3 separate regions of the Homo sapiens genome follow, and all the other regions are linked to region 1. A link is a contact called in ENCODE Hi-C or POLR2A ChIA-PET data. All regions are on one chromosome and are shown on one strand. The core of a region is the stretch at or near the end of the contact, and the rest is flanking DNA. Distances in the headings are between cores, read along the strand shown.

Region 1 (3,691 bases), core at 472-2,971:
GTGAGAAGTGGGAGGCAGCCGTGGGACCGCTGAGTGGAGGAGGCTGACCTTTGAGGAAGCACGTGGGATTTTTCCCCGCGGAACAGACGTGAGCCATGAACACGGGAGCAAAAGTGTGCTAGAGTAACTCCCGTCAAAGAGAGACCCTTACTAGGGCAAGAAGACCTTGATCAAAGCATACCCAGATGCCGAGGTTCTGAGGAAGGAAATAAGTGACCACCAGGCATGGTGCTCTGATTATTAAGCTAGTTTCTCAGCTCCAAACTCAACCTTCACTGCTTAGCCTTGTCACGGTGGGAAGGCTGGGAGAGGCCAAACCACCTTTCCCCTTTGCCAGGGCTCCCTGATCAGTTCTGCCTATGTGCTACTAAGGGAAACAGTAAGGCTGGAGGAGGGAAAGGGGACACCACCCTTCTCTTTGCGCACTGCTTATGCCAGCAGCATCCGAGCAATACCGCTTGCCCTGTAGTGCTTCTTGAGTCGGATTTCAGTTCAGTGTCTGGGTTTTTTAACATTTCTATAACCATTCTCCCTCCTCAATAGCACTCCCACATCAGAAGCTGAGTCCCAGCTCCCTGACTTCTCCAGATCCTAGAACTATCAGCACCAGCAGCAGCACACATTCCATTCCTGTGGGGCTTGGCTCTGTGAGGCTCCTCTCAGCTCCCAGATTCTCCCAACACAACTTCTTTCCTTTGTTCCCCCAGACTTCGAGCAGGTCATTTCTTGCTATGCCTGTCTAACCCCTTCCCTAAATTCAATTCTCTCTGTTAAGATAACCAGTATGTTTCTGCTTTCCAGTCTGGATTCTGATTGATACACAAAAGCTGCATTCCCACATCAAGGGAACTCCGAGTGTTCACCCTCCGTGGTAAGGGGAGACTGGGAGACCCCACAAAAGCATCCCAAGAGAGGAAGAGTCCCTTTACACACCTGCTGCCCCGTGTGTGGATGCCCACTGAGCACGGAAGTTGTCAAGTAAGAACTCTCAACTCCCTAGTGTTCCAAATCCCAGTTCTGGTGGAGTCAGGTATTACAGTCATAGCAGAGCAGAGGACCTTAGCAGCCCTAGGCAGAGAGGGGCTGAAGAAGCCAACCAAGGCTTCAGGTGTGGTTGGAGAAAGAAGTCTCAGCTTCAATCAAGTTTTCAAGTTGGATTAATACATGGGAATGAACTGTTACTTATCTGCTATATTGTTTTTGTGATATCAAGTAACCTGATTTTTTACATGTCCAAAAAAACAACAACAAAAAAGTATTGAAGCCTACCTTAAATTTCATCTAGGGACAAAAGGAGGAACTAGCCCACCAAGCAGGTTTAAAGGGAGTGTCGGACACAAAAATGACATGCCCCATATTGCAGTCTAGAAGGAACAACACGGTGAATTGTCTACTGCAGGTAAGCCAGGGGTGTTACAGGCGTCCTGAAAGGATACAGCGCAGGGTGCTGCAGCCAGGCAGTAAACAGTTGTATTTCTCTTTTCTCCACTGTCCTAAAGAGACTGCCCTGGGTGGCCCCTGCCTCGATTAGGTCACCAGATAGTTGCATTTGCCCTCCTCTGCCAACTCCCTAAGGTCAGGGTGGTGGCGTGCGGATTCCTAGCAGACTGCACAAGGTCTGAGGAAGGCTGGGTGGTGGACACACAGTTGATTAGTGATAGGAACCATGGTGGAGGCTTGTCAAAAGTCAACAGAAAGACAGACCAGCAGGGGTTGCCTGATTCTACGTGGAGCCCTGAGGCTGGGACTCAGCAAGAGCGGCAGGAGGGGACTGAGCGTGCTTTTAAGGACTGTTCAGAGAGCAAGGGGACCCAAAGGGAGAAGGAAGTGCACACCCTGACACAGAGAGTGAGGTGGAGACCCCAGCCGTGTCACAGAGCAGCGTGGGCTGGAGACTAAGCGCGGGGTGCAAGGGCTTCATGCGCCCTAGGGAGGAGGTCACTGTGGGCAAGAGGTGGAGTGGGGTGTATGGAACAGCCAGGCACTCGCAATGAGTCCATCTCTCAGTTCACCCCGGTCAGCCCTAGACTTCTGGGCTAGCCCAGCCGCTCCTTGCGTCCTGGGATGGGCTGCAGGCCTGCGAGTGGCAGGCGCAGCCCGGCTGCAGGAGCGCGGCTGGGGCTGGCCGCTCTCGCTGCCCTCTCTCCGGAACTGTTTTTTTCTGTCCTGGTCTCTGAAAGCCTTATTGATTGCTCAAAGTGAACTTCTCAGCCCACGGTTTCCTCACCCCCGGGGCAGCTTGCATTTCCTCTGCCGCGGCCTCTGTCGCCTCCCCTCCCGCGCGCCTCGGCCTTTTACATTTCAAATGCTCGACAGCTGGGCCAACTTCTGCTTCCGCCCAAAGAAGGGCTCTTTGCCGCTCACAATGGCCGGCCAGTGGCGCGGGGGCTCTTTTCTCTCCAGCTGTGAGAGAGGCTTTTTCAAAGGCCGGGGGGAAGCTGCCGTCCAGCTGCGCGCCTGGCCGCGGGGGCCCTGCATGCTAATCAGCGGCGCGCAGAGCCGGGCTCCGTGGGGCCGCGCAGATGCGCCCTCTCCGCCCGCAGAGCCTTCCGGGCAGGTGAGGCCAGGCCGGCCGGGCGTCACCGCAGGTGTGCACTCCGCGCGCGCACTCAGCTCGCTTTGGTGTTTCTCCAGGCCCTCAGGGCCCACCACTCCTAGTCCCAGCCCACAGGTCTGCCCGAGTCTCCGCCCAGGAATGTGGTCCTGACGCAGGGTGCTGGAACCAGGCTTCTGTATGCACTAGAGAAATGCCCTTGGCTCTATGACGGTGACCACAGAACCTGGACACACTGGGTGGGGGCGGGGGCCGGGGGTGGTGGTGGAGTCCTGATCCTGGCCACAGCCAGATGATTTTTGGAATAACCCGGCTTCAACTTGTTCATCACAGTTTATTCCCAGTTGAGTGCTTTTGTTCACCCTGGTCTTTATTTTGGGAGAATCTTCTGCTTTGTACCATGAGCGTCACTGCCTGTGGAAACCCTCTCCATCTGTGAAGTCCTCTTTCATATGGCCTGGCCGTCCATCCCCGCAGGCATTCCAAACGTCTTCTCTTTGGAGCACCGTGTTATTTCACCGTGGTATTTTGCTTGTCTTTAATAAGAATACCAAAGATACATAGTAATTGAGGCTTCACTAAGTTCCAGGTGCTAAAACCTGTCACATGCATTAATCTCATCGGGGTTGGTACAGTCCCTCAACACTGGAATTGTACAATCGTCATTTTATATGCTGGGGACCAGGGCACAGAGGCTGAGTGCTGGCAGGGCCATGGCTACCATGGCTAGATGCCCCGCAGCCCCCCGCCCCCACCCCCACACTGCCTTGTGTAGGTGTCCTCTCTATGTGTCTGATGGCTTTCCTGGGACTGGAATCTCCTTTAGGACTGGACTCTAGCATCTTTCCTCTTGGTGATCCGTAAAGGGCCCGCCTTGCAGACACAAGGGATAAAGGAGATGGAAAAGTGGCATCCGGAAATATCCTGAGCACCCACACTGCCACCTGCAGTAGGATCATCCCTGTCACACATGTGACTTCACCCACGCGGCCACCCACAAGGAGAGTTCTTAACTTCACCATTTTTTTAAATGATAAACATTAGATTTTGGGTGTACTGGACAGTAGAAAACAAAAATGTATATAACAGCTCCCGTTACTTATTATGGCTACTTGTATTGATGTGGCTCATGGGCTG
Region 2 (3,768 bases), core at 686-3,185, 730 kb after region 1:
TGAGAGCGATGTTGCTAAGAGCTGAGCCTTGGAAAAGGCCTGGAAAACGCTGCAGTAAAAACTCTCCGGACTTTCTCTGTGTATTCTCTAACTCAACTGGCAACATGAGCCACTAAATGATGCTAAAGACACAGGTTTCATTGCATTCTTGACTTTTTTGCTCTTCGGCCAAATGTCAGCGCCCCCAATTCACGGCTCCAAGAGGACCTGTCCGTGAGAGCACCAGCCCAGCCCCCACCTGTGTGAATGAAGAGACCCATGTATCCAGAAAACTACAAGTGACATGTGCAGAGTGACAGCGAGAGCCCTGATCACAGTTCCTGTTTCTGTCCAGGGCTGCTTGTACCACAACAGGCCATCAGATGGACGCTGTCCACAGTCTATTACGGCAAGGGGGCAGGAGGCCTGGTGGGAGCCGGTAAATGACTCTGCCCTCTGGGAGGGATACCGGGGTGGTTGGGGAACGCATCTGCTGTGCGCCACACCCTCGTCTCCAGGCCCTGCGTGCTCAGTGGGCTCTCAGTTGCCAGGTCCGACCTGGGTGGAACATCGTTTCCGAGCTCTGTCTCGAAGTGAGTTCCATAGACAGTTTGGTCCTAGGTCCTAAATCTCCCTGCTTTCTGGCATATCATCTTACGGCTCTTATAGGCGCGCGCACACACACACACACACACACACACACACACACACACACAATCTGTCCTCTCCATCCAAACACAAAGGCTTTTTTTTTTTCTTTTTGAGACGGAGTCTGGCTCTGTCCCCCAAGCTGGACTGCAGTGGCGTAATCTTGGTTCACTGCAAGCTCCACCTCCCGGGTTCACGCCATTCTCCTGCCTCAGCCTCCCGAGTAGCTGGGACTACAGGCGCCCGCCACCACGCCCGGCTAATTTTTTTTTTGTATTTTTTAGTACAGACGGGGTTTCACCGTGTTAGCCAGAATGGTCTCAATCTCCTGACCTCGTGATCCGCCCGCCTGGGCCTCCCAAAGTGTTGGGATTACAGGCGTGAGCCACCGTGCCCGGCCACAAAGCCTCTTTAAGTTTACTTTTTTGGGGTTGACAGCAAGTTGTTCAATACAGCCCTTAAAATATTTATTATTTTAAGGAAAGTAGATGCATAGCTGTGATAACTTCAGCAAATAGTTTTAATTAAGCTGATTTAATGAAAATCCAGTACAATTTTGATTTTTTAAAACATTTGTATATGTGTTATCTCCAACATACCTAACAATTCTCTGTGATTCTAACTCCAGCATCTTCTGAGGCTACAAGTGTCACTTTTAAACCAGTGAGTTACTGCAGGGAATTTAGTCAGCCCACCTGGTAACAGCCCATTCGCCATCTTCCAGTTGTGTTTTATCCTTTGTAAATGTCGTAATTTCCAGAACCTTACTCTGAACATTTTCAATATCTACTCAGTATACACTGAGGAATTTAATTAATTTTCATTTTGTTCAAAGTTAAAATTTAATGCAGTGCTCAGTTTAAAAATAAGATATGTATAAATTATAATTTAGCGTGCATTCTAAAGTGAATTATTACCTGGGGTTTATTAAATAAGCTCCTTCTTTGGTATATGAAGGGAGGTATCAGTGGTCACATTTCACTCTGGGGAAGGAAAGGAAGATTGACTGAGGCCCAGCCAGGCACCAGACAGTGAGCCAGGTGTTTCCATGCCCCTCGCCTCCCTGAGCCTTGCAGTCATTCTGCGGGGTGGGCGTCTGTAGGAAGGAACGTGGGACCGTGTGATAATCTGGACATTGCGCTTGCACCGGAATTTCTTCCTGCTGGTTTTTGTAGGTCTGTGTTTCCCAGCCATTCAGTGAGAGGCACGGGAGAGAGCGGACACACTGAGAAAGGCTGAACGGCTGGTCTTTTCTATTTAAGGGAATCTCAGAGCACATGCCATAAATTATCCTCTCCTCAGTTTTCTTGACGCACATGACGAGTCCTGAGTCAACCTTCAGGCTTGGTCCTGTGGCGGCATTGCTTGTGGACTACTGAGCTGCCGCACGTGTCACAGCCAGACACGCACGGGGTCATTCCACCACCCAGGGCTGGCCCCCACCCTCCATGCTCTGCTCCATTGTCTGGGCAATGGAAGGCGATGATGGTGAATGCCTTTTTCTTTTTTTTTTTTCCCCGAGACTGAGTCTCACTCTGTTACCCAGGCTGGAGTGCAATGGCACAATCTCAGCTCACTGCAACCTCTGTCTCCCGGGTTCAAGCGATTCCCCTGCCTCAGCCTCCCGAGTAGCTGGGACTACAGGTGTGTGCCACTGCGCCTGGCCTGAATGCCTTTTTAAAAAAGTAACAGCATACTTAGAGTTTCCAAGTTTCCAAGATACCACATTATACCTGACACGCTCATCTCACCGGACCCAGCCTCTCGGGGAAGAATATTGTAACTTCATTCTTCAGGCCTCTCCTTTCCACAAGGACTCCCTCCCCAACTCCTGATAAGGATGTTATTTTCCACAAAAAAATATTGTATACAATTATTAAATAAACAAAGGATTCTGGACAGTCACATCTCACTAAGCCACAAAACGGCCACCCTGGGGTGTGCCCTTCCTCACAGTGCTTTTCTTTTTTTTTCTTTCTTGTTTTGAGATGGAGTTTTGCTCTTGTTTCCCAGGCTGGAGTGCAATGGTGCGATCTTGGTGCACCACAGCCTCTGCCTCCCGGATTCAAGCGACTCTCCTGCCTCTGCCTCCCAAGTGGCTGGGATTACAGGCACATGCCACCATGCCCGGCTAATTTTGTATTTTTAGTAGAGACAAGGTTTCTCCATGTTGGTCAGGCTGGTCTCAAACTCCCGACCTCAAGTGATCCACCCACCTCGGCCTCCCAAAGTGCTGGGATTATAGGTGTGCGCCACCACACCAGGCCCATGGTGCTTTTCCATGGCCACCGTGCCCTTCCCCAATCTCACAGGGGTGGCTGGGCTCCCACACCAAGGCCTGGCCGCCTTCCTGACCTCCAGCTTTCTTTTTGGCTAATCTTCCCAATCCACAAATCGTTGCATCTTAAGAATAGAGCACGGTTCTCGTCCTCAGTTTGACATACTAAACTACTGGCAAAGATGTATTCTTGGGACAGCTTTTTAAAGTCTGTCTGCAAGCAGCACCAAGATTAAATGCATCTCCCCAGCCTGAATGGGGATGGCATTTTTCACAAAGAGTGGTCCTGCAGGCCAAGGAGATCACAGCTTGAACTGAACACCTGTCAGTCGGTCTAGACAGCAACTGCTCTAATTTTGGAAGTGCAGGCGATCCGTAAAGCCAGCAAGCGGGGATGACTTTAGCTTCATCTATTGTGGACACAATTAAGTAAGTGAGATATATTTATGAATTCAAAACAGCTTCGTCATTCTTTAAAATCGGAGTTGAAAATCCAAACCGGAACTATTCATATGGTTTCTCCTTTTAAGTTACAAGGTTTCCTATCATGTATATGAATGAAATATAGTTTACCAAGTGAGAATAGTTTCTTTGTATTTAATTAGAAAATGACAGCATTTTGGTGGTGGTGAACAGTCAACACAGATCGTCTAACGGAATCCTTTCCTTCACTTTTGGTTCTCTGTATTCCGAGTTTTCTTGTTTGTAATCCTATTGCTGTCTTCATTAGAATATAGAAATGCTTCTATCTTGGCCTGACATTCACTTCTAGCTGCATTATGGGTGTGATTTAAGAAAAAAAAACAAAACAGTTAACTAGGAGACTGTGTTCCTTCCCACACTGTGCCCATGGAGGCAGCACA
Region 3 (3,885 bases), core at 942-3,441, 820 kb after region 1:
AGAACAGGCAGACAGAACACGGTGTTCTCCCTATGCCAGTCTTCAAGAGAAACTGGAATGGCCTATCTACACAGCAGGCCACAAGAATACCAGCTGTGGCTTGTCACTTGCCTCAAGTAACTCCTCTTCTCCCCTCTCCCACTTCGCCTCAGGAATTACTGCAGATCACCAACCCTGGACATCACTGGAGCCTACATCTCCAGGCTCTCTGATCCCATAATACCAATGCCTATATTGGCTCCAGGACCACTCTATTTGGACAACAGATTGGACATTGGACTTTAAATTTCAGTGGACTTCAAGTTTCACCCATATCACCCCAGAACTCAGATTTGTTCCCTGCCTTAACCTCTGGGTCCTTAGGAGTCCAGATGAGATCTCCCCTGCCAGCCTGAGTCCCTCAGACTCCCACCAGTGGGCTGGTCCATACTATATACAGCCCCCAGCCCACCCTGCCCTGGGCAAATGCAGGAATCCAGGCAACCACATTCATTGCATTCTGACTCTTCCTCCACTCCAACAGCTAACATGACAGACTCCAAAGCTCAGGGCAAAACTAGAGACTAGGGTATGTGTCTTCATGCTCCTCTGTTTCCAAATATATTCAATGGCACTGTAGCAAGGACATCACCCTGGGCTATGCCAGGATAACACGGCTGGAAGCTCACAGCTGAATGGCCACACTTATACTCTGCTAGTCTTTGTGTGTTGAGACCATCACCTCTAGCTGCACCCAGTTAAAAGTGAGAAGCAAGAGAAAAGTCCAAGTTGTGGAATCAAGTTGTGTTGCACTGGAGCCGGGAGAATTCAGGCTCTTGGCATATAAAGAAGGAGTTAATACAACACACCCAGGCACCGGGCTTCTGCCTCTCCCCTCCTGGAGAAGAGCAGGAGCAGGCCAGGGGCTGGAAGAGACAGCTGGCCCCCTCTCCTGCTGTGCAGGCCAGGCTAGGCAAGCTGAGCAGGCATCGGGAGGGAGGAGTTGCTGAGGACACTTGGGTGACCATCAGCAGCCAGGCCCTGCTGCCCACAGGAATGTTCCCAGAGGAAGCCACGGGCTTCTAGAAGTCTCAGGTCTTCCCTCCCAACACGAGGCCCTCCTTCCCTGTAGCCTCACCCTGTCCTCAAACACTGTGCATTTGGCAACATGTGAGTTGGGTCTTCATCCTCAAAACCCACCCTCGAAACACAACATGCATGTCTATACCTCCACCCTGGGGTCAACACTTGGCCAGCCAGGAGAGGCCTTGACCACACTCCTGGACCCTGTCATCTTTCCTTCCTCCATAGGACAGCACAGAAACTCAATAAATGCCTGTGGAATAAAGCACACATTTTATTTTTGAATCCAGTCTCTGTTCCCCACAGAGCACGTAAGCGTGAAGGCAGGTCTGTCTGCTTCCTTCACGCCCATATCCCAGCACTTACTCAGAGCCTATCAACCAGCCGGAGCTCGAGAAATAGATGATGACAAAGTAAATAAATTCATCTATGGAGATACTAAAGCTTTCCTAGGACTGGCAAAAAGGAAAATCTTCAACACAGCTAATACCCGATTTGCAGATCAACTTCGTGTTATTGTCACTCATAAATGCCCTAGCTGATTTGCATAGCAAAAATAAGATTTCACTGAATGCCACACTCAAATCACTTTGCTCAGAATTACTCAGCAGAGGGCTGGATTTGTAAATGTGTTTAGTTTGGAAGTTCCTGACTTCACAAAAGTTACTTTCAGTTACTAGGAATTTTCCAGTACATTTTCTTTGGCTTTATAAAAAAAGATCTGATCCAATCATGATTTTTCTCTCTAGAATTTCTACATTTAGCTTCAGGATTTATCAATGACATTTTTTCAAAGCAAAAAAAATCTCTTCAGCCAACAGTATATCTGTTTCAGAAGGGAAAGTTGGATTTTTATTTCCCCCTTTTTGAAGCCGTTGGTGCATCTGGGAGAGCTCGCAGTCTTACCAAAAGCTTCTCTGTGGTGGCTTTGGGGAGAACAGCAAATTTGGAATCTCACTTGCCAGTGGTATAGGCATCAGAGTTCTTAGTGGACTTTTGCCAAAGGCCATTAATAAAATACAGTCCAAATGTCCTAATTAGCATGCCCTCGAGTGTGGCCACGTGTAGAACTTGGACTGGCTCTTGGCCACGAGCTGCTGTCGCAAAGCTCAGATCCCTGCTTCAAGCAGGCTATGTCACAGAGAATCCACTGCAGAGAGCCTTCTGGAGATCGGGGCAATGTGCGGAAGGGCACGTCCCTGCCAGCCACCCGTACTCTGGCCAGGACCCGGAGCTGGGCACTGGCCGCACCCGGCTGAGAGGTGATGTCAGATGTTCCTGTCGGGATCTGGCTTCTGGCTAGCAGCAACTCCCGTGTAATGGAAGAGTGGCTTCCCTGCTAAGCTTCAACCCTGAAGCCAATTAACGACTCAAATCCTTCAGGAAGCACTGCTTGGGTTTTACCAGAGACATAAAGGTCTTATCCCATTAATTGGTGCTTAAATAAAAAGAATAAATACTGCAGAATCTAACCTAGAGTTGGTCCCTACCTTTCGCTACCCTGAATGTACTATGACCCTAGAAAACACTTATTTTATAAGTAGTTTTTTAAAATAAAAATAAATACCCTGAAAACTACTCCAGGATAGATTTCTGCATAATGGAATTGTAAAGAAAAGAATAATGATTACTCCCTGTTTTTAGAAAACTAGATTTTTGTAGTTGAACTTCCTTTGCTACTGAAATAGTGGACAGAGTGTCCAAAGATAAATTTACCCAAAGATAAAATTTTGCATCCTTACATGAGATGACCCTGGGACACCCAGCAGTGCTAGGTATTTACATAAGCTGGACCAGATGGATAACTCAATGTACTCCAAACAATACGCCTCTGAGAGCTGGTTTCCTTAACATCGGTTCAGATGGGAATAGCCCTGTATGCACAAAGGGTGGTAGGATTTTTTTCACAGTCCCTCTGTCCTGATATCCAAAATCTGATGTTATTTTCTAACATTTTAGGTTTTGTTCAACCTAGAACCATTATTGATCCCTGCATCCTTGGCACCCGGCACAGAGACTGTTGCTTAGTGGATGAACAACAAATTTTTGCCAAGTGAGTGGTGATCACCATCCCTGAGCTCCCTTAGATATTCTTAGATATTTGTTCAGTAAAATCTGCTTTGAGGCCACTGATATAGTTTGGCTGTGTCCCCAGCCAAATCTCATCTTGAATTGTATCTCCCATTATTCCCGTTGTTGTAGGAGGGACCTGGTGGGAGATAATTGAATCATGGTGGTGGTTCTCCCATACTGTTCTTGTGGTTGTGAATAAGTCTCAACCTGACGGTTTTATAAGGAGAAACCCCTTTTGCTTGGCTCTCATTCCTTTTGCCTGCTGCCATCCATGTAAGATGTGACTTGCTCTTCCTTGCCTTTTGCCATGATTGTGAGGCTTCTCAGCCATATGGAACTGAAAATCCAATTAAACCTCTTTCTTTTGTAAATTGCCCAGTCTCTGGTATGTCTTTATCAGCAGTGTGAGAACAGACTAATACAGCCATGGTGAGGGTCATTGCCAAAGGCAACTTTCCTGAGAGCCTATCATAAGCTGACACAGCTACAGTTGTGGTGTCTCTTGAGTAGCCTGCCCTTTACAAGGACATAGTCTGTCCCTAAAAAAATTATCTGGTGGTGTTCACTTCTGAACAATACCCCAAGAACATATTGCTTGGTGCCCACTCTCCTATTTCGTCCCTCCAACCTCTGCTCCACCCTCCCCAGCCCACAATCAGCTGGAGGTGTCTCCTGCCAGAGGCTCAGCACTCCCTTCCTGAACAGGCACCACTCTCCAAGGCTGACAGCCTCCCCTCAGCCAGGGTGGGT

Evidence for each region. Hi-C counts contacts between places; a loop is a spot of excess contacts on that map. ChIA-PET counts read pairs that join two places held with the same protein, here RNA polymerase II (POLR2A). Pooled maps may share reads with other maps.
Region 2: a loop to region 1 is called in a map of sigmoid colon, with 4 times the contacts of the local background. The contact joins two enhancer-like sites. A Hi-C loop is called at or near these places in 2 of 168 maps with a recorded cell type or tissue (chondrocyte and sigmoid colon), 1 of 37 single-sample maps with no recorded cell type and 15 of 50 pooled maps.
Region 3: a pooled map shows a loop between it and region 1 (2.9-fold over the local background). The contact joins two enhancer-like sites. A Hi-C loop is called at or near these places in 3 of 50 pooled maps. POLR2A ChIA-PET finds 5 or more read pairs at or near these places in 2 of 52 experiments (GM12878 and WTC11).

The regions. Positions count from the first base shown.
Region 1 is chr2:7,428,895-7,432,585 of GRCh38, forward strand. LOC100506274 (a long non-coding RNA gene) reads left to right here. Exons shown (of 6, transcript NR_038432.1): 4 at 1,286-1,399. Among named protein-coding and RNA genes, the nearest start is that of LINC01871, 300 kb to the right of the region's middle. RefSeq lists enhancers at 1,192-1,925, 1,926-2,659. Within about 2 kb of position 1,722, at least 11 of the 41 ENCODE cell types and tissues checked have a DNase peak (open chromatin) inside an H3K27ac peak, as active enhancers do.
Region 2 is chr2:8,160,841-8,164,608 of GRCh38, forward strand. The region is part of intron 7 of LINC00299 (long intergenic non-protein coding RNA 299); the gene reads right to left. Among named protein-coding and RNA genes, the nearest start is that of LINC00299, 170 kb to the right of the region's middle. Within about 2 kb of position 1,936, at least 2 of the 41 ENCODE cell types and tissues checked have a DNase peak (open chromatin) inside an H3K27ac peak, as active enhancers do.
Region 3 is chr2:8,247,109-8,250,993 of GRCh38, forward strand. The region is part of intron 7 of LINC00299 (long intergenic non-protein coding RNA 299); the gene reads right to left. Among named protein-coding and RNA genes, the nearest start is that of LINC00299, 79 kb to the right of the region's middle. Within about 2 kb of position 2,192, at least 7 of the 41 ENCODE cell types and tissues checked have a DNase peak (open chromatin) inside an H3K27ac peak, as active enhancers do.